Regions from separate parts of the Homo sapiens genome. Here all the other regions are linked to region 3. A link is a loop called in an ENCODE intact Hi-C map of the cell type or tissue named here. Cell type or tissue: dorsolateral prefrontal cortex. All regions are shown on one strand.

Evidence for each region. Hi-C counts contacts between places; a loop is a spot of excess contacts. Peaks named below come from ENCODE experiments on the same cell type or tissue, not always from the same donor. Only the 100,000 strongest peaks of a DNase experiment are listed, where the experiment ranks them.
Region 1: a loop joins it to region 3, with 2.0 times the contacts of the local background. A loop is called at or near these places in 15 of 110 quality-filtered maps.
Region 2: a loop joins it to region 3, with 5 times the contacts of the local background. A loop is called at or near these places in 5 of 110 quality-filtered maps.
Region 4: it touches region 3 in a loop (4-fold over the local background); 57 of 110 quality-filtered maps call a loop at or near these places.

What each region holds. Positions count from the first base shown.
Region 1 is chr1:33,033,987-33,038,986 of GRCh38, reverse strand. It overlaps AK2 (adenylate kinase 2), which reads left to right and starts at 2,104. Exons shown (of 6, transcript NM_001625.4): 1 at 2,104-2,251. The coding sequence starts at 2,159. RefSeq lists an enhancer at 2,126-2,285. In dorsolateral prefrontal cortex, a CTCF peak has its summit at 1,929; DNase peaks (open chromatin) are centred at 1,407 and 2,006; H3K4me3 peaks cover 2,225 bases; H3K27ac peaks cover 1,177 bases.
Region 2 is chr1:33,011,911-33,016,910 of GRCh38, reverse strand. AK2 (adenylate kinase 2) reads left to right here. Exons shown (of 6, transcript NM_001625.4): 5 at 2,317-2,389; 6 at 3,509-5,000. The coding sequence ends at 3,730. Among named protein-coding and RNA genes, the nearest start is that of AK2, 22 kb to the left of the region's middle. In dorsolateral prefrontal cortex, a CTCF peak has its summit at 2,241; a DNase peak (open chromatin) is centred at 2,262; H3K27ac peaks cover 3,095 bases.
Region 3 is chr1:33,083,712-33,088,711 of GRCh38, reverse strand. It overlaps AZIN2 (antizyme inhibitor 2), which reads right to left. Exons shown (of 12, transcript NM_052998.4): 5 at 4,585-4,758. Among named protein-coding and RNA genes, the nearest start is that of AZIN2, 5.1 kb to the right of the region's middle. RefSeq lists an enhancer at 4,117-4,616. In dorsolateral prefrontal cortex, CTCF peaks have their summits at 1,965 and 2,164 (motif pointing right); a DNase peak (open chromatin) is centred at 2,161; H3K4me3 peaks cover 1,353 bases; H3K27ac peaks cover 3,563 bases.
Region 4 is chr1:32,874,919-32,879,918 of GRCh38, reverse strand. It overlaps LOC105378631 (a long non-coding RNA gene), which reads right to left and starts at 3,950. Exons shown (of 3, transcript XR_947160.4): 1 at 3,704-3,950. RefSeq lists an enhancer at 3,132-3,301. In dorsolateral prefrontal cortex, CTCF peaks have their summits at 2,904 and 3,107 (motif pointing left); DNase peaks (open chromatin) are centred at 1,560 and 3,094; H3K27ac peaks cover 1,079 bases.

The DNA.
Region 1 (5,000 bases), 50 kb after region 3:
CTCCCGGGTTCAAGCGATACTCCTGCCTCAGCCTCCCTAATAGCTGGGATTACAGGCATGCGCCACCACACTGGGCTAATTTTTTTGTAATTTTAGTAGAGACGGGGTTTCGCCATGTTGGCCAGGCTGGTCTCGAACTCCTGACCTCAGGTGATCTGCCCCCCCCTCAGGCTCTCAAAGTGCTGGGATTACAGGCGTGAGTCACTGGACCTGGCTCATCCTCAGTCTTAATTGTGAGTCTGCTACTGTGTGACTTTGGTCACTACGTATCTTCAGGCCTCAGCTTCCATTCTGAATAATAGACATAACAATCCTTTCTTCCTTCAATGTCATTGGGAGTATCCAACAAGATTAAGCAGGTACACTGTAAAAGTCCAGCGTGGCGATGAGAAATGAATGTTGACTTCTGTGTGGTAAGGAAGAGACCACAGCTGGGCTGGGCACAGTGGCTCACGCCTGTAATCCCAGCACTTTGGGAGGCCCAGGCGCGCGGATCACGAGGTCAGGAGATCAAGACCATCCTGACTAACACGGTGAAATCCCGTGTCTACTAAAAGTATAAAAAAAATTAGCCAGGCGTGGTGGTGGGCACCTATAGTCCCAGCTACGCAGGAGGCTGAGGCAGGAGAATGGCGTGAACCCAGGAGGTGGAGCTTGCAGTGAGCCGAGATCGCGCCACTGCACTCCAGCCTGGGCAACAGAGCGAGACCACGTCTCAAAAAAAAAAAAAAAAAGAAGAGACCACAGCTGAAGGGATAGCAAATTCATCATCAAGATGTAGAAAATGAGTTGTTAGGAGCCTGTGGGGAAACATAATCGTTTCATTACACACTCTTAACTAAAGGTCCAAAGAGGCCCTTGGAGCTGGATGAAACTTTCACACACCAAAAAGCTGTAGAAATTATTTCCCTATCCAAGAGGGTCATCTCTTTTGAGAAAAACTATCTTTTCCTGACTTTAAAAGGTTAACGTTTTTCTTAATATAAAGGTAAAACTTGTTTTAAACTTAAGTTTTTAAACTTATTAAGAATTTACCATAGAACTTTAAAAAATCTATTAAAATATACAAAGGAGAGGTGCTCCTCTAATCACACTACACAGCGGTCTACACTTGTAATAAACAAAATCGGGATTTTTTGGGGGGGGAGTGGGACGGAGTTTCACTCTTGTTGCCCAGGCTGGAGTGTAATGGCTCAATCTTGGCTCACTGTAACCTCCGCCTCCTGGGTTCAAGCAGTTCTCCTGCCTCAGCCTCCCAAGTAGCTGGGATTACAGGCATATGCCACCACTCCCAGCTAATTTTGTATTTTCAGTAGAGATGGGGTTTCATCATGTTGGTCAGGCTGGTCTCGAACTTCTGACCTCAGGTAATCCGCTCGCCATGGTCTCCCAAAGTGTGGGGATTACAGGCGTGAGCCACCGCGTCCGGCCAAAATTCGGATTTTGTTGTAACTGCAATTTTGTATCTCGCTTTGCTAACATTTTCCCGCATGATTAAATTATCTTATACAACAGGGGTATTCCAGGATACAAATTGGTTGCAATTTATTTAACCAATCTCTTATTGTTGGACATTTGGAGTATTGCCTTTATTTTATGGTTTTTCTCGGGCTTTTGGGCTAAGTGTTGCAATTAACAACTTTGTTACACGAATCTTTACTCATATCCTTGATTTTATCCATTGAATTCGTGGAAGTGGAATTGCTGGACCAAAGGGTATTTGAAACATATTACTAATTTGTCTTCTAAGAGTGATTTTACCCATTTAAACTCCCACGCGCAATTTAATAGGATTTCAATGTTGTTGCTGGTGTCGTCAACTGTCAAATGCCGAAGTATACCTTCCGGCCTGACCTCCTGTCCTCCTTCGCGTTTTCCCGCCCACTCCGCACACCCGCCACCCTTAGTACATGCTGGCCCGCCCCTTCCTTATCCCGCACCAATTCTGTCCAATCAAAAGCAAAGTTCCTCAGTATCGCCGTGCAGTTGGTAAGGTGAAGAGTCCGTCGTGCTCAGGGGCGGGCGGAACGGGCTGACGGACGCGGCTATGGGCCAGTGTGAGCGGCGAGTGGGACGTGCGTGGCGTGCGTGCGTTGACCTGGGAAGCACTGGACCTGTGAGGCGTGCGAACTGGTGGCAGTGAGAGACTTCGGCGGACATGGCTCCCAGCGTGCCAGCGGCAGAACCCGAGTATCCTAAAGGCATCCGGGCCGTGCTGCTGGGGCCTCCCGGGGCCGGTAAAGGGACCCAGGTGAGCGGCAGGACTGGGCTTGGCGGCGGAGCCTGCTGAACTCCAAGGTCAAGGCGGCCGGAGATCTAGAAGCCCTGGACCTGCCCGGAGCGGGCCGGGGACTAAGGCCTGCGGGGAACGCTGGCCGGGGTCTCGGTTCTGGTGGGGCATTTCGGAGAGGGTCCAAATTGGAGGTCGGGGCAGTCTGAGTTAGGATTGGAGTGCCCGAGGGATTCAGTGTTGAAGTGTTGGGTTAGGGAATGTGAGGGCTGATTAATTCCACTAAGGGTCTAGAGACTGGAAAGGTTTGAGGGGTAGAGTGAGCCCTGGGCCGAGGCATCTAGATTACAGGCTGAATGGAGGCAATTAGCTTTATGGCCCAGGTTACCTGCGAGTTGGAGGTGAATTGTCCAGAATCAGGGTTACATTCCAGGCACTGGAGGTCGGGAGATTTTGATAATGATTTATGACTTAGGGGGAGGGGAGGAGAAGCATCTCCAACACGTGGGGCAGAGTGAGAGGTGACATGTGCTGTGTGAGCCAGTTGAATTGAGATGGGAGGAAACCTAAGGCTCTCCCTGTTTGAAAGTTGGGGGTGAATGTGTAGAACTGGTTTATAGCCTGGAGACCCATGAGTCGCAACCTTTGAGTAGTGTCCACAATAAGGGTTGGGAGTGCTCATGGGACCTGGCTTGGAGTTAGGACCTGAGGCTACTGAAGGCTAAGCAGCTTGGGATGACGCAAATGATTTTAGATGAAAAGGAACTTGAATTTTTTTTTATTTTGTTTTTATTATTTTTGTTTGTTTGTATCTTCCTTCCCTTTGGTTTTTATTTATTTTTTCCTTTTTTTATTTTGTTGTTGTTTATAGGGAACTTGAAATTTTAACTTTATCAATCAACAGGTTAAAAAACAGGCCCAGAAAGGTCAGGTGGCTTTCCCAAATTAGTGAAATGAGTTTCATGAGCCTGAGACCTCAGGAACCATGGAGTTAGAGTCTGAAGTTACCATCTGCCCTAGCAGGCAACAGGGGCCTCACTTGGGATCTGGGCCCCTTCTAGATCTGGGACATAATGGGGCCATAGATTAGGGTTGGGATCGATGATCTCATTTCGGATTTGGAAGCCCGCAGGTTGGATTATTGATGTCCCCTTCTTGCTTGGGGTCTGGCATTGCACCTGGGGCCCTAAGCCTCTGGCTCTTGCCTGTTGTTAGGCTTCAAAGAGGGAAGTCTGAGCTCCCAAATGAAAGGGAATCTGAGGACTGCCCTGTGCCCGCTTTTCTCTTCCTAGCACTTGCCAAGTTTTAAAAATCTTGGCAAACAGACCATCTTACTCATTCTTGGTACCCCTTGTGGCACCTAGCACATTACTTGGCCCTTGATGGGGTTAGTGGAAGTGGATGAATGTCACAGATTAATGTGGGTGATAAAGAAAGAAGTTCTGGAACACTCCATTCATTCCTGTGACCTGGGCACTAAGTCAGAAAATACAGCTTTCTTTTCTCTCCACAGACTGAGATGATTCTTCTTTGGAGCTTACCTGTACCTGATCCCTTTATCCTTTATCCTCAGCGTTGTTGACATCTCTTTCCTGTTGCTGCCACACTCATTTATTGGGTAATCTGCAGCTTAGGGAAGTTTAATCTTAGACTCTGCAGACTTTTGCTGTGAGTGATCAAGTATAAACAGTAGCTCAAATGCTTCATTGTTTTTCTTTTTCTTTTTCTTTTTTTTGAGACAGGGTCTCACTCTGTTGCCCAGGTTGGAGCGCAGTGGTGTGAGCTCAAGCAATCCTCCCACCTCACCCTCCCAGGTAGCTGGGAGTACAGGCACATGCTACCATGCCCAGCTAATTTTTAAACAATTTTTTGTAGAGACAGGGTCTTGCTATGTTGCCCAGGCTGGTATTGAACTCCTGGACACAGGCGATCATCCTGCCTTGACCTCCCAAAGTGCAGGGATTATAGGCACAAGCCACTATGCCCTGAGATTTTTTTCTTAACTCATATTGAAGTTAATAATTTCAGTAATTATGGAATGGACAACCTATACTAGTATAGTACTGGGACAAGGGTTTTATAATTTAGCTAGCTATGTAACTTCCGAGCCTCAGTGTTCTTACCTGAAAAATGGGGATAATACCTACCTTGCTCATTCAGCATTTCATGAGCACCTAACATTGGGGATATAAAGCATTGGGCAAGACTGATAAAGTTCTTGCCCTCATCAACTAAACATTCACAATGATACTGGAAAATTATGATATATGTGTGTGTGTGTGTGTGTGTGTGTGTGTGTGTGTGTGTATCAAGCACCCACAACCTAGATGACAGCCTGCTATATAGTAGGTACTCAATAAATTTTGACTCCCTTTTATCTTAGTAACACATCTCCCTTCCCCTCCTTCAACTTGGATGTTTCAGTGTAAGACATGATTTATTCAGGAAGTTTAGAAGAACATTATACTAATGAGTTGATTGATAAGGGTGCATGAAGATGAGAGTTGGTCAGAGAAGGCTTTGTAGAAATAGAGGAGATGTGATTAGAGCTGGGAGTTGAAAGGATAAGATTTACACAAGTCATTTAACCTCTGTACACTTTCCAGAGTTGTAACAATAGGAATACTGGTGATTGTATGTATTTTTGTGGAGTTTAAAAAAAAGTTCAAGCCTGGGCAACATGGCGAAACCCCATCTCTACAAAAAAATGCAAAAATTAGCCAGGCATGGTGGTGTGTGCCTGTAGTCCCAGCTATTCAGGAGGCTGAGG
Region 2 (5,000 bases), 72 kb after region 3:
ACATGGTGAAACCCCGTCTCTACTAAAAATACAAAAAATTAGCCGGGCGTGGTGGCAGGCATCTGTAATCCCAGCTACTCAGGAGGCTGAGGCAGGAGAATTGCTTGAACCTGGGAGGCAGAGGTTGCAGTGAGCCGAGACCATGACACTGCACTCCAGCCTGGGCAACAGAATGAGACTCTGTCTCAAAAAATAATAATAAAATAAAATAAATTAATTAAATAAAATAAAAGAATTAGCCAGGCATGGTGGCGCATGCTTGTAGTCAGCTACTCCAGAGACTGAGGCGGGAGGGTCACTTGAGCCCAGTAGTTTGTGGTTACAGTGAACTATGGTCATTGCCATTGCACTCCAGCCTGGACAACAGAGCAAGACCATGTCTCAAAAAATAAAATAAATAGACCAGGCGCAGTGGCTCACACCTGTAATCCCAGCACTTCGGAAGGCTGAGGCAGGTGGATCACGAGGTCAGGAGATCGAGACCATCCTGGCTAACACGGTGAAACCCCGTTTCTACTAAATATACAAAAAATTAGCCAGGCTTGGTGGTGGGCGCCTGTAGTCCCAGCTACTTGGGAGGCTGAGGCAGGAGAATGGCGTGAACCCAGGAGGCGGAGCTTGCAGTGAGCAGAGACCGCGCCACTGTATTCCAACCTGGGTGACAGAGGGAGACTCTGTCTCAAAAATAAAATAAAAATAAAAGTACACAGGAGGATATGCATAGGTTATATGGAAATGCTGTACCATTTTATATCAGGGACTTGAGCATCTATGGATTTTGGTATCCACAGAGGGGGCTCCTGGAACCAATCCCCCCATGGATACCAAGGGATGACTCTATAGCTTATTTTCTCTACTGTCACCTCCCTCCTGCCCATAACCCAGTGCCACTTTATGCCAAATGGACCATCTTGTCCCCCCAAAATATGCTGTGATTAACAAAAAAGAAAGTAGCACATTTTACAGAGGTGCTACTTCAATAGTCTAAATAGAATTGAATAGAATTTTTATTTATTTTATTTTTTTGAGACAGTCTTGCTCTGTCACTCAGGCTGGAGTGCAGTGGTATGATCTCGGTTCACTGCAACCTCCACCCCCAGGTTCAAGCGATCCTCCTGCCTCAGCCTCCCAAGTAGCTGGGATTACAGGTGCCTGCCACCCAGCTAAATTTTTCATATTTTTAGTAGAAACGGGGTTTCGCCACGTTGGTCAGGCTGGTCTCGAACTCCTGACCTCAGGTGATCTGCCCCCCTCAGCCTCCCAAAGTGTTGGGATCACAGGCATAAGCTGCTGGGCCCGGCCCAAATATTGCTATGCCTGCCAAATGGTGAAAAATATTAGGGAGCTCTAGTCTAATAGACCTTCATGAGAAAAGCAACCATTAGTTAAATAAGCAAACAAACACTTGGTTGGCAGAGAATTGAGAAACCACAGAAGTGAAGCAAGGCCTGGCTGCTGAGCAGAGCTTGGCCTGCCTCCTTTCCTTAGGTTTCTAGGCTCCTGTGGTGTGGCCATTCCCAGTCAGGAACATGGGCTTGTTGTCTGTAGGGACTCAGCACAGATGCAGCTGCCCACTATACATTCAGTGCCAAATAAATGCCTGTTCTTGAGCTCTATATTCCATGACTTGTTTAATAAGTCATTTTTCCCGATTACTTGAATATTGCTCCATAAGGGTTAGGCTATCTTTTATCTGTGTGATTGAAAAGATGTGTTCCATTATCTGGCAGTGTTTGCATCCATGGGAATTATTTTTCCTGTTAGTACCTTCCTGGTTTTGTAACCAAACTAGGTTAGAAAATAGAGTTCATTTCTTTGTCCTCTGTCCCCCATAGCACTTTGTACAAATCTCTGTTAAAGGATTATCACGTTTGTTATTTATTTCCACATTTGTCTCTCCCACTAAGCACTACTTGTGAGCAGGGATCATTACTCATTGCTTTGTAGCTTCTGAATTCAGCTTAAGGCTTGAATGGAATACTTATTAATGTTTGTTAAGTAAATGGGTGAACAGAATGGATGGCTGTGTGAGACCAGCACCAGAGTTCCTTCTCTCAAGTCCTGAATTAGGTAGTTATGCCAGCAGTTTGCTCTTCAGCCAGATACTCATAATAATGTTTGGTCAAAATAGAAAATATACTCTGCCGCTGGCATAAGCTCTCCTGGAAGCCCAGTTATTTAGCTGGATTTTCTGCTGGGTGCTGGGTCCTTGCATCCAGCGTCCCTATCTCTGCTTGTCATTCTGGAGCCCCCTAGAGTGGAGTGCAGGCGCGTACTGTCAGTTAACCTAACTCATATTCATTTGCTGTCTTTCAGGCTGATTCACCCCAAGAGTGGCCGTTCCTACCACGAGGAGTTCAACCCTCCAAAAGAGCCCATGAAAGATGACGTATGTAAACTCAGGACAAAAAATTTCCTTTTCTTTCCTTCCCCTTTCTTCACTGTTTTTCTTTTTCCTTTATTCTTTCCATCTTCCTTTTATTTCTACCAATATTACTAACTTAGTCATGAAAAATAACACTATCAAGTAAATCACATGGCCTGTGTCAGATCTATTCAGTGTCTCCTCAGGTGGTTTATTGCTTGGCCTCAAGGTTGCTTCCAGTGGTGCTAGCTTTTTGCAGTGCCCAGATTGTACCTGTCTTCTGTCAAGAGCAGCCCCTTTTCTGGCATCATGGCCACCTAAGTGATCAGCTAATCAGGAGAAGCTTTCTTAAAAGCCTACAATTGGAGAGTGGGAAGAGTGTGGCACTGAAGAGAAGTTTGATGACCAGTCCTCCAGAAAAATATTCTTTTTATAGTTATTGCTGCTGTACTGTGTCCTGGGGTTTCATACATGGTCACTGCACCATTTGCCATAAAGAGTCTATATGGTTTGTTTTAAAGCATGCAGGCAACAGTAAGAATTTCCTGGGTTTACCTTTGTCCTATGAAACAAGTTCATCAGGTCATTCAGGTTCTATAAATACAGGTTCCAGAGCCGTTATGGCAACTTAGTCACATTTTGCAAAGTTGCTAATTCTACCATTGAAAGTTCTTATTTTACTTGCCACTTTTAGAATGTTGATGGGTGACACTCTAGTAAATACACTAAATATTTAAGCAACTAAGATTACAATTGCTAATGTATCTTTGATTTTGATGTATTCTGGTCTTAGGGGCCTTTTTGACTTCCTTACTTTTGACCCTAGAAGTGTTTATCTTGGAAGCTGAATCGCCTGAGCACAAAGATGAGAAAGTCATTGCCTATCTTCCCCTCATGAGCCCCTTTCCTCACAGTTGGTGTTTCTGACAAACTCTCTGACTTCTGTTCACCAGCTGCTCTGCTCCTGGGAGTAGCAAAGTTCTTCACTGGAGAGGGTCTGGATTGCCTGTCTTTGTCTCTGATGGGCTTTGGGAACAGACAGCATCCTGGGCAGAATGGTCCCATCTCAAATCTGCATCTGGCATGGAATAAGAAAACCTTGCTAACAGTCCCAGCCTTTCATTGCTGTCTTCCTGTTCTCAGATCACCGGGGAACCCTTGATCCGTCGATCAGATGATAATGAAAAGGCCTTGAAAATCCGCCTGCAAGCCTACCACACTCAAACCACCCCACTCATAGAGTACTACAGGAAACGGGGGATCCACTCCGCCATCGATGCATCCCAGACCCCCGATGTCGTGTTCGCAAGCATCCTAGCAGCCTTCTCCAAAGCCACATGTAAAGACTTGGTTATGTTTATCTAATGTTGGGTCCAAGAAGGAATTTCTTTCCATCCCTGTGAGGCAATGGGTGGGAATGATAGGACAGGCAAAGAGAAGCTTCCTCAGGCTAGCAAAAATATCATTTGATGTATTGATTAAAAAAGCACTTGCTTGATGTATCTTTGGCGTGTGTGCTACTCTCATCTGTGTGTATGTGTGTTGTGTGTGTGTGTGTGTGCATGCACATATGTGTTCACTCTGCTACTTTGTAAGTTTTAGGCTAGGTTGCTTTACCAGCTGTTTACTTCTTTTTTGTTGTTGTTTTGAGACAAGGTTTCGCTCTGCCACCCTGGCTGGAGTGCAGTGGCGTGATCTTGGCTCACGGCAACCTCTGCCTCCTGGGGCTCAAGCAATTATCCCACCTCAGCCTCCTGAGCAGCTGGGACTACAGGTGCATGCCACAACACCTGGCTGATATTTGTATTTTTTGTAGAGACAGGATTTTGCCAAGTTGCCCAGGCTGGTCTTGAACTCCTAGGCTTAAGCAATCCACCCACCTTGGCCTCCTGAAGTGCCAGGATCACAGACGTGAGCCACTACACCCAGCCCAGCTGTTTACTTCTTTAACCATACTTTTGATTTTATTTTTTGACCAAAATGAACTAACCCAGGTAATCTTCCAGGGACCGCAATTCCAGAACCTCATAGTATTTCTTCCATTTCCAGCAGCTGATTAGAAGTCCAGGATCATGTGAAGTCAGGCAGGGTCACAGTTCCTGATGGCACATTATGGACAGAGAATTCCATTTTGTTTTCTAACCCATGATGAAAACCCACGTGAGTCAGTGTGTGAACAGGGATCATTAATTTTTTCCCCCTAGGTGGAAGGAAAAAGGCACTTACTTTGCAGGTTACAGAAATTACTGGGAGAGGATATCGTCATAAAAAGAGCCAGGCCAAATTGGAATATTTTTGTGATCTGCATCATGATGCTGAAAATAGCAATTATTTGGGAATTGGGTTTGAAAACTGAATTGTTGCCAGAGAATTAAACCAGGTGAAAGGTCCTTTTGAATTCAGATTGTCTTCTGAACATCCAGGCTGATCATCTGAGAGCAGTCAAATCTACTTCCCCAAAAAGAGACCAGGGTAGGTTTATTTGCTTTTATTTTTAATGTTTGCCTGTGTTTCCAAGTGTGAACAAAACAGTGTGTGATCTATTCTTGGATTCATTTTGATCAGTATTTATTCAAACCCAGTCTCTCTCCAGGACATAAAACTGAAATCAGATATGTTCTTTTTAAGCCCAAAC
Region 3 (5,000 bases):
GGTTCTGAGGCAAGCAGTGCTGAGCACTTCAGCCTGATCAAGGAACAGAGAATGCTGCAGTGGCTCAAGAAGAGCAAGTTAGTGCAGTGAGGACGATGAGGTCAGAGGGAGAGGGGCAGAGCTGCCAAGGAAACATGTTTTACCCTGCATGTGATGGGAAAGAGTCTAAAGGGTTAGGAAGGGAAACGACATGGTCAGATTTGCATTTTAAATATAAGGTCTACATGTCTATCTGGCTACCTGAAGGAGGGCCCAAGGGGATTCTGGGGGAATAGACAGTGACAGTCAGTGGCTATCACCATCGCCCTGGGGGAGATGACAGAGCCAGCTCCAGAAAAGTGGGGAGATGTGTTCTGGAGGTGGGACTGGCAAGCTGGGTGATAGATTGCATGTGGTGATGAGGACGAGGACGTCAGAGGGAACTCCCACACCCAGCAGACTGAGGGGGCCCTTCATGACGGGGAAAGGGGACATCAGGAGCACATTTGAACATGCCGGGTTCCAGGCATCTCCTCGTATCAAGTCAACTGGATATATAGGTCTGAGCTGGAGATTAAAATGTGGGAAGCAGTGGCATATTGATGGTATTTAAAGCCATGGGAGGAGATAACCCTTCTTCTGAGAAGAAGGAGGGTTTACAAGACAGGGAGGCCTAGGAATTCAGAAGAATGCTACCATTTAGAGAGTGGCAGAAGATGGGGAGAGATGGTACCCGGGACCTGCAGAGGTGAGGATGGAGAACGTTTCCAAGGGATGGAGAGCAATATGCAGATTAGAAAGCTATTCCTGTAAATGCAAATCTCGTCTCACAGCGAGACATGTGTCTGGACAGGAAGGAGCTGTCTCAGCTATAAGAAGTGCCTGATGAGGTGGGGTCGAAGCAGTGTTCTCTTTCATCTTATACACTTCTGAAGCCTTTAAAAGTAGGACCATATGTTACTGTTGAGTCTTTTTTTTTTTTAAAGAATGCATTGCCAGTCGGGTGTGGTGGCTCATGCCTGTAGTCCCAGCACTTTGGGAGGCCAAGGCAGGTGAATCATGAGGTCAGGAGTTCAAGACCAGCCTGGCCAACATGGTAAAACCCTGTCTCTACTAAAGAAACAAAAAATTAGCCGGGCATGGTGGTAGGCACCTGTAATCCCAGCTGCTCAGGAGGCTGAGGCAGGAGAATCGCTTGAACCTGGGAGGCAGAGGTTGCAGTGAACTGAGATCACGCCACTGCACTCCACCCTGGGCAACAGAGCAAGACTCTGTCTCAAAAAAAAATATATATATATATGGCTGGGTGCAGTGGCTTATGCCCGTAATCCCAGCACTTTGGGAGGCCGAGGCGGGTGGATCACCTGAGGTCGGGAGTTCGAGACCAGCCTGACCAACATGGAGAAACCCCATCTCTATTAAAAATACAAAATTAGCCGGGCATCGTGGCACATGCCTGTAATCCCAGCTACTCGGAAGGCTGAGGCAGGAGAATCACTTGAACCCGGGAGGTGGAGGTTGCGGTGAGCCGAGATTGCGCCACTGCACTCCAGCCTGGGCAACAAGAGCGAAACTCTATCTCAAAAAAAAAAAAAAAATACTACATATCCACCAAAACCATCCTGGTGATTATCTATGGAGACATAAAGCTGATGTCCTAGTTTCTTTTGGGGTGAATGAATCAATGTGTTATTTGCATGTATTATTAGTTCACAATCCATGTTTAAAGTAAAGTGCTCACTGGATGTTGGTAAGTGCTCACTGGGGATGTTGGTAAGAGAAAATTCTTTGGAGTAGTGAAAGTGGAGGCTGGGAAGCAATGGCTTAAGGAAGGAGTACTGAAGGAAAGAAAAAATGGGGGCAGACAGGCAAGTGCAGACAACTTGGTTGAGTTTGGTCACGAAAAGAGAGCAAGGGATTGGGCTGGAAGAGGATGTGCTGCCCAGCAAAGGCTTTTTAAGATGGGAGGATGCTGAGGGAGACAGAGGGCAAGCGATTGGGACAGGAGAGATGATACAGTGGTCCTCGGGCAGGTGGCTGGGTAGACCAGAGTCCCCGAGCAAGCTGTGGCCCTGGCCCCCGTCCAACGCATGTCTGTCTGCACATCCAGCCCTAGCTTACGCCAGGCCCTTGGTCAGTGTCCACTAAGGCACAACGCTGTTAAGCATGGCCACCCACTACAGACGACCAGAAGAGGGCAGCCTTGGCCTTCCAAGAAAAGCTGTAAGTCGGGGAGCCACCTCTCCAGAAGCGCACCAAAGGGTCTGCATGATCCCATCACAGGGAGGGGGCTTAAGTCTCTCCTCGCCCCTGCAGTTGGCTGAGGGCATCCATCACTGGCTGAATCCCAGCTCAGCCATCCTCTCCCCAGCCACCTTGGAAAAAACAGAGTCCAAGGCAACTCAGCAGGACTCAAGCTGCCACCACCCTGATGCGGAACCTCCATCTCTCATTTCCTTATACGTTAAATGTGTCCTCACCAGGCTACGGTCAGAATCCCCATTAAAAAAAATAGTAATTACCTCACAGGGCTGTTGTGAGAATAAAATGAGATCGTGTACAGAAAACACTTGGCAAAGTACCTGACACAACAGACACACTCAGCAAAGGGCAGATGCTTCTCCAGTCCCCGCTGTCATCAAGGTCTCTCTCAGCCTTAACACCTCACTCTGCCCTTTCTTCTACAGAACCAAGCTCCTCCCCCTGGGGTTCCTGAAGCAGAAAACTCTAGGCAGTGGGGTTTGGTCCTGTTCTTCACCCTAGACCTCGGGGACTGAAAGGATCCTGCTCCTTTTCATCCCACGTGGAGGCCCAGGGCACCGCAGGAAGAAGTGGGAAACGAGGACGTCCTGGCTCTGCTACCCACAGATGGCTGACCCCATGGTTTCCTCAACTGTAGAACGGCAGTCTCTCCCACTGTGTGCCTCACAGAGCTTCGTGGAAGACATGCACAAAACGAGGTGTGCAAAGCATGAACTAGCCCAAAGATAAGAGGAAGCACCTCATCTACCATGAAAGGCATTAACATTCGGTCCCTGCTACAGGTTAACCTGCTCATTCTGACCATCCCGGCCAAGTGCACACCTCTCCCCAACCTGGAGTCGCTCCAGCCCTGTCATCCTGCCCAGGACTCCAGGAGTCCTTTCTAGAACTCTCCTCACAACATCCAGCCATATTACGCAACCATTACTAACCACCAAGAAAATAGTGCTAATGACAATATCACAAAGCAGTGCCCACTGGACTTGCTCCCACCTCAGGGCCTTTGCACCTGCTGTTCCTGCTGCCTGAAATGCCCTTTCCCTGGTTATCTACCTGGCTTGATCCCTTGGCTCTTTTGGGTCTGTATTCAAATCTCAGTGAACCATTCCCTGGCCAAACTATCTAAAAGTACAATCCTCTCTCCCAACATTCCTTACTTCCCTTTCCTGCTTTCTCTCTACAGCATTTTCCATCTAAAATACTAAATATTTTCTTTATTTCATCTTTTTTTTTTTTTTTGTAAACAAGCTCCATGAAGGAAGGGCTTTTGTTGTTTTATTTTGTTCACTGCCAAATCCCCACCTAGAATAATGCTTGGCCTCAGAAGAGATGCCCAATTAATATTTGCTGAATCAATAAATGAGATACTTTCAGCTCTACTTAGTTGAAACTTTATAGCTTAAATGCTTTTATCTAGCAAGGACAGAATAGAAATAAATAAACTAAGCATTCAACTCAAGGACAGCAGTCTATCAATTCTGTATTGCTAGCCCTGCCTAGCACAGTGACTACACGCTGTAGGAGTTCAGTAGATACTGAATGACAGTAGATAAGTAAAGTTAATCTAAAGTGGCTATGCGCGGTGGCTCACGGCTGTAAACCCAGCACTTTAGGAGGCTGAGGCGGGTGGATCACCTGAGTTCAGGAGTTTGAGATCAACCTGGCCAACATGCTGAAATCCTGTCTCTACTGAAAATACCAAAAAATTAGCCAGGTACGGTGGTGTGCACCTGTAATCCCATCTACTCGGGAGGCTGAGGGCAGGAGAATCACTTGAACCCGGGAGGCGAAGGTTGCAGTGAGCCAAGATGGCAACACTGCACTCCAGCCTGGGTGACAGAGCAAGACACCATCTCAAAAAATGAAAAAAATAAATCTAAAGAGAGCAGGAGGGAATGAAGACAACAGCAGAAATCAAATTAGAAAGACAGAATTGGTGGCAACAACAAAACTACAAGGACTAGTTAAGAAAATGCACCGCCACACATTATTATGATTATAAAAGGAAAAAGAAAAGAAACCAACAATATGGAGACGCTTTTGTTTTAATTAGAAGAACATCATGTATAGCTCTGTGCCAAACAAATTTGCAAATCTCCATTAAAAAGATGAGCTTTCTACCAGGGACAAAGAAGATTCCAATCTGGAACTTCAAGGCTGACAAATTCCATGCTCGTTTCTCCCTCCCTCATCCCTTGAGACCCCTCCTGAGTGGGTGGTCTTCCCAGAGGGCAAGGACCAACTACAGGTACCTCTTGCTCCCCAGAGCCCACCTGGACTAGCCTGGCCATGTGTGTGTTCAGTGGGCATGGAGGGTCAGTGCACCGTGCGGGCAGGGCTCACCTTGTTGGCACAGCTAAAGCCCAGCCCCAGCTGGGCCAGAACCTTCAGCACACCTGGGCTGCTGTTGCACTTGACAGCATAAAAGGGCCGGACTCGTGGCAGGCACTTCAGAAAGCAAAAGTGCTTCCTCACTATGGCACCCAGGTCAGCCACGAAGAAGGCAGCTACCTCGTCCTGAATGACAAGAAGTGGATGAATGTGAGACCCCATCCAGCTCGCACCCTGTGCATGCCATCCGTGATCCTTCCAAGTACCTGACCCAGGTTCAGTACTGGCCACAGAGCTACCCTGCTGCTAAGTTTTCTGGGCCTCCCCAAGCCTACAGGGCAGAAGGCAAACTCCTCAGCCTGGCATTCAAGGCTCTGATCTAGCCCCAATCCCTCCCCTCAATGCGGCTAAAACTCCAGCTGTAGGCT
Region 4 (5,000 bases), 210 kb after region 3:
CAGGCTGGTCTCGAACTCCTGACCTCAGGTGATCCGCCCGCCTCCGCCTCCCAAAGTGCTGGGATTACAGGTGTGAGCCACCATGCCTGGCCTAATTTTTTGTATTTTTAGTTGAGACAGGGTTTCACTATGATGGCCAGGCTGTTCTCGAATGCCTGACCTTGTGATCCACCCGCCTCTGCCTCCCAAAGTGTTGGGATTACAGGCGTGAGCCACCAAGCCCAGCCCCAAATTAAGATTTTAAAAGAAACTTCCTCGGGCCAGGCGCGGTGGCTCACCCCTGTAATCCCAGCACTTTGAGAGACCAAGGCAGGCGGGTCACGCGGTCAGGAGATCGAGACTGGCTAACACGGTGAAACCCCGTCTCTACTAAAAATACAAAAAATCAGCCGGGCCTGGTGGCAGGTGCCTGTAGTCCCAGCTACTCGGGAGGCTGAGGCAGGAGAATGGCGTGAACCTGGGAGGCGGAGCTTGCAGTGAGCGGAGATTGTGCCACTGCACTCCAGCCTGGTAGACAGAGCGAGACTCCATCTCAAAAAAAGAAGAAAGAAACTTGGGGAAGCCGAGGCATGAGGATTGCTCTCAAAAAAAAAAAAAGAAAGAAACTTGGGGAAGCCGAGGCATGAGGATTGCTCGAGGCCAGGAGTTTGAGACCAGCCTGGGCAGCATGGTGAGACCCCATCTCTACAAAAAAAAAATTTTTTTAATTAGCTGGGTGTGTAATCAGGAGGCTGAGCCAGGAGGATTGTTGAGCCCGGGAAATGGAGGTTGCAGTGAGCGAGACCCTGTCTCTAAATAAATAAGTGAAATAAAAATTAAAAAGTGCCCCCTAAACCGGGATTTGCCTCCCAGAAGCCTTCCAGCGGCCCAGCTCTGCTGGGGTTGTCCAGGCTGAACGCTGCATCCACTGCCCATAGCCCTGGGGGATTCTCCTCCCAGCCTGCTCCTCATGACCCAGAAAAGTGGTTGGAATTCCCAGCCACCTGTGTGGTGTGGCTCTGGGGGCGGAGGGACTGTGCATGTAGCTGAGCCTTGCCTCCCTTGCAGAGCTGCTGTGGGGAACCTACAAGACACTGTGGAGGGTAGTGCATGTGAAGGAGGCTGCTCCGTGACACTTCAGGGCTCTGGGATACACATTCACACAGCTTTGCCGGCAGGTGCCCTAGTGAGAGGAAAGGTCACACCCCAGCTCTAGACTGCTGCTGGCACCCCAGTTCCCTCCCTGAGACTATGCATGGGGTTAGAGCCAGAGGCAAGCTAGAACCCAGCTCTGTCTCCGAGCTCTTTCCAGTGGGCCAGGCTTCCTTGGAGGAGTGAGAAGACTTCCCAGAGGGTCCAGGGGTACCCAGAGTTCCAGAACCCCACCCGGAGTCCGAGGTTGCCCTATCCCAGGAACCCTGTGCTCCCAATTTGTCTCCCTCCCTGGGAAGACCAGGCCAGCTCTCATTCCTGGCACCTTAGGATCTACCGGAGGCTGAGGATTGCCTCATTGTTTCCATAGTAACAGTGAACAGCAGGGCCTCCTGAATCACTGCTGGGAGACTGCACTGGTACCTGCAAGTATGCATTTGCCCCAGGAATGCCTGGGATGGGGCAGCCTTTGGTGCATGCACACAAGCATATGCACACCTTTGCACACATGCACATCCAATGCACACCCCTTCCTCCTCCCAAACACACACACACACCCTTGCAAATGCAGGCACGGGCATGGCGCTTCAAGCCCTGGCCCGCTGACCCAGAAGTGGGTCAGAACATCATCCTGCCTGACATAACCCACTCCCACAGCCACCCTGGCCCACTCAGATGCAGAGAGCATCTCGGGGAAATGAGGGACTTGCACTTTATAATAATACCCACTGCAACATTTATAGATACTTAGCACGTGCCAGGTCCTGCGCTTTCCTCTTCACATGTAACATCTCCTGTGTTCCCCAAACACCACGCTGGGATGGATGCCAGGAGAGTGATTTGCCAGAGGTCACACTGTAGTGCGGGGCTGAGCCAATGTGTGAGCCCAAACTGTTTGGCTCCAAGCCTTGGACTCTTGCCTTCCTCACCAGACCCCTTGATGCCAGACCCATAAGCACTCACCCCGGGACCCACAAACACAGATGGGTGTGTCTGGCAGCAGGTGGGACCAGAGCCAACTAGAATGCCAGCATTCCTGGGCTTGTCACTCTGGGCCATCATATTCCCTCTTCAGCCTCCAGCCATTCCTGGGTCGGAGGTATGAGGGGAGGTTTAGACAACACAGGGATTTTTTCTTTCACTTATTTCTTCCCAGTGTGCAGAAAAGGAACTTTGAGCAGCAAGAACAAGACCCACTGAGAATCTCCTGCCTGGGAAGCCACCCGGGTTCCCTTCCCTTCCAGCAAAGGGATGAGTCCAGCTGCTGGATCTGTCCTCCAGCCTTCTCTGAGACCTCTCATGCAGACTTTTAACAAAGGGGCCTGAGGCCAGAGGCTGGGCCAGCTGCATCATCCTGAGCGGGGAGTTGGGTGGGCCAGGTAGGGGGATGGCTTCCAGGAGGCAATTTTCAGCAAAAGGATGGTCTGGCAGTGTTGCCAGGAAGGCAGCAATGCCCCTCACTAGAGGCATCCCAGGTTGGCAGGCACTGGATACACCCTGGTGAGGAAATTTGAGACAAGCAATGACCGAGTCCCTGCAACATCCTCGTCATCATCTTTGTCGTCATCGTAGCTACCACTGATTGGACACACTTTGTGTCAGGCGCTTTAAGATATGATACAACTGCCACTACTGCTAATAAAAATGGCAGCTGCTAGGAACTCAGCCCTTATGTGGCTGATCTTCATTGACTCCTCACAGAACCCTATGAGGCAGGCACTATTGTTAGGCCCATTTATAGATGGGGAAACTGCGGCTCAGAGAGGTTCAGAGACATGTTTACAGGCAGAGGCAGCAAGATGCAGGCTCTACCTGGCTGCTGCGTCTGTGGTCGGCTCGCCTGGGAGTTGACCTCCTGAGAGCTAAGCAGCAGGCAAGGCAGCCTCTGCCAGCCGGGGCCTCCTCCTGGGGCTGTTCCTGCGCTGGGGCAATGTGGGCTTCACTGTGGCTGAGGTGGCGCCCTCTGCTGGCTGTGCCCAGGCTGTGCAGAGCCACGAGGGAGGTCCTCCGTGGACTTGGGTTGTGGGAGGTGGACCGACCCTGGAGACTCAGGGTCAGACCTTCACTGCGGATGGCCGCTGTTCGCCAGTGAGAACAGATGCCAAGGTCACTCCGGCAGTCTGGGGCTGAGCTGAGGAGTGAACGTAAAGGCAGTCTTCACTCCCAGGCTTTTGTCCTTCTACCCCTCTCTCATCTTCCCCTAGCTGCCTCCACCTCTTCCACTGCCTTCCACTCTGAGCCTCTAAAATGGGGCCTCTGGCCCCACTGTTTCTGAGGAATCTGGGTGACTGGTGTGCAGCTGAGAATCTGTCTCCAAAGGCAAAGCCAGGGTCCAGGCTTTGAGGCCTGGAGCTGCCACTGACTGGCTTTGTGATACTGGGTGAGATTCTCAACCTCTCTGAGTGCTGTTGGATGGGAGCCTTCCTGTGTAGACTCTGAAGAACTGAAGAGATTTGAGGAGGTCTCCTTTACCCGATTAGAAGGCTCTATTCTGCCGCTCCTCCTTCTCCCTTCCCCCCTCCCCGTCCTCCTCCCTCCCCATCCCCCCCACCCCCCGCCCCCGTCCTCCTACCTCTTTCTTTCTCTCTTCCTCTTCTCCACCCCTGACCAGAGGAGGCATTTTAGGCTCAGAAAGCTAGAGTTACTTGGCCCTATGTCACCCAGCCAGGGGTTTCTGGCTTCAGAATCTGGACTTTGGAGGGCTGACCTCTGCCCTGCTTCCTTTTCATCTCCTCCTATATGTCTGATCCATCAGCTCCTCCTGCAAAAAAAAAAACAAAAACAAACAAAAAAAAAACATCCCAAATCCTCCATCGACTTCTCTCTCTGTCCCCTGCCACCACCCAGGCCAACACTGCATCCTTTCTGGCCGTGAGACCGCAGCACCCTCCTTGCTTCCTCACAGGGCACCTGGCCCCCCACTCCTGTTCTCTGCCATCCAGCCTGCACACTGGAGCGGGCAAAGTGAGCCTTTTAAAATGCAAATCACATCCCATCTCATCTCCCCTCGAAGCTTCCCATTGTGAGTGGGATCAACCTAACCTCCCTTCCACACCTGGAGGCATGTGTTATCCAATCCCACCTGCCCTCACTGCCTCCTTCTTGCTTATAAAGCTCCAGGCTCACTGGCTTCTTTCTGTTTCCCCAACATGCAAGCTTGCTCCTGCCCCAGGGCCTTGGTACTTGCTCTTCTGGGGCTGGAGCTCCCTTCCTGTGCTGTGTGCTGCTGCCTCCTTTGCCTTCAGGTGTCAGTTCAGGTGACTCCCCCTCAGCCCACACCATGTAACGTCGCCCCACCCAGCCACTCTCCACCACATGACTTCATTGTTTTCATAGCCACTCTCGGTCTCTGAAGATATTTCATTTGGTCATCAGCTCACTTGTTTATTGCTTTTCTCTCCCCCTGGAATATGAGATTCACATGGGGCAGGGACCCTGTTGTCTTGGTCACAGCTGTGATGCTGCTGGCAGTTAGTAGGTGCTCAATAAATGTTTGTTGAATAAATAAAGCCCTTCCTAGCCCCAGCTTCTCTTGCAAGCTCAGAACAATCTTTCCAATCTAGTTCTACTTTTCCTGCTCCCAATGTCACAGCTCAGAGCCTACAGCAAACGCCCACATAAACATTCTGCCTCTCCTGCTTTCCCTCCACAGAAACACTCCACTTTTCCAGACCTCAGGGCTAATGATTCCTCTTTCCCTCTGTTTCTTTCCTCTCACTTGGCTAACTTCCACCTGACTGTCAGTACTTATTAAGCTCAAGCATCACCTCTTCCCAGAAGCCCTTCCTGCTTTCCTCTCAAGTTAATTACCTTTTCTGTCCCTGTAGGCCCCAGGTGCCTCCTATTCCAGAAGGCAGTCCCCTCTTTGT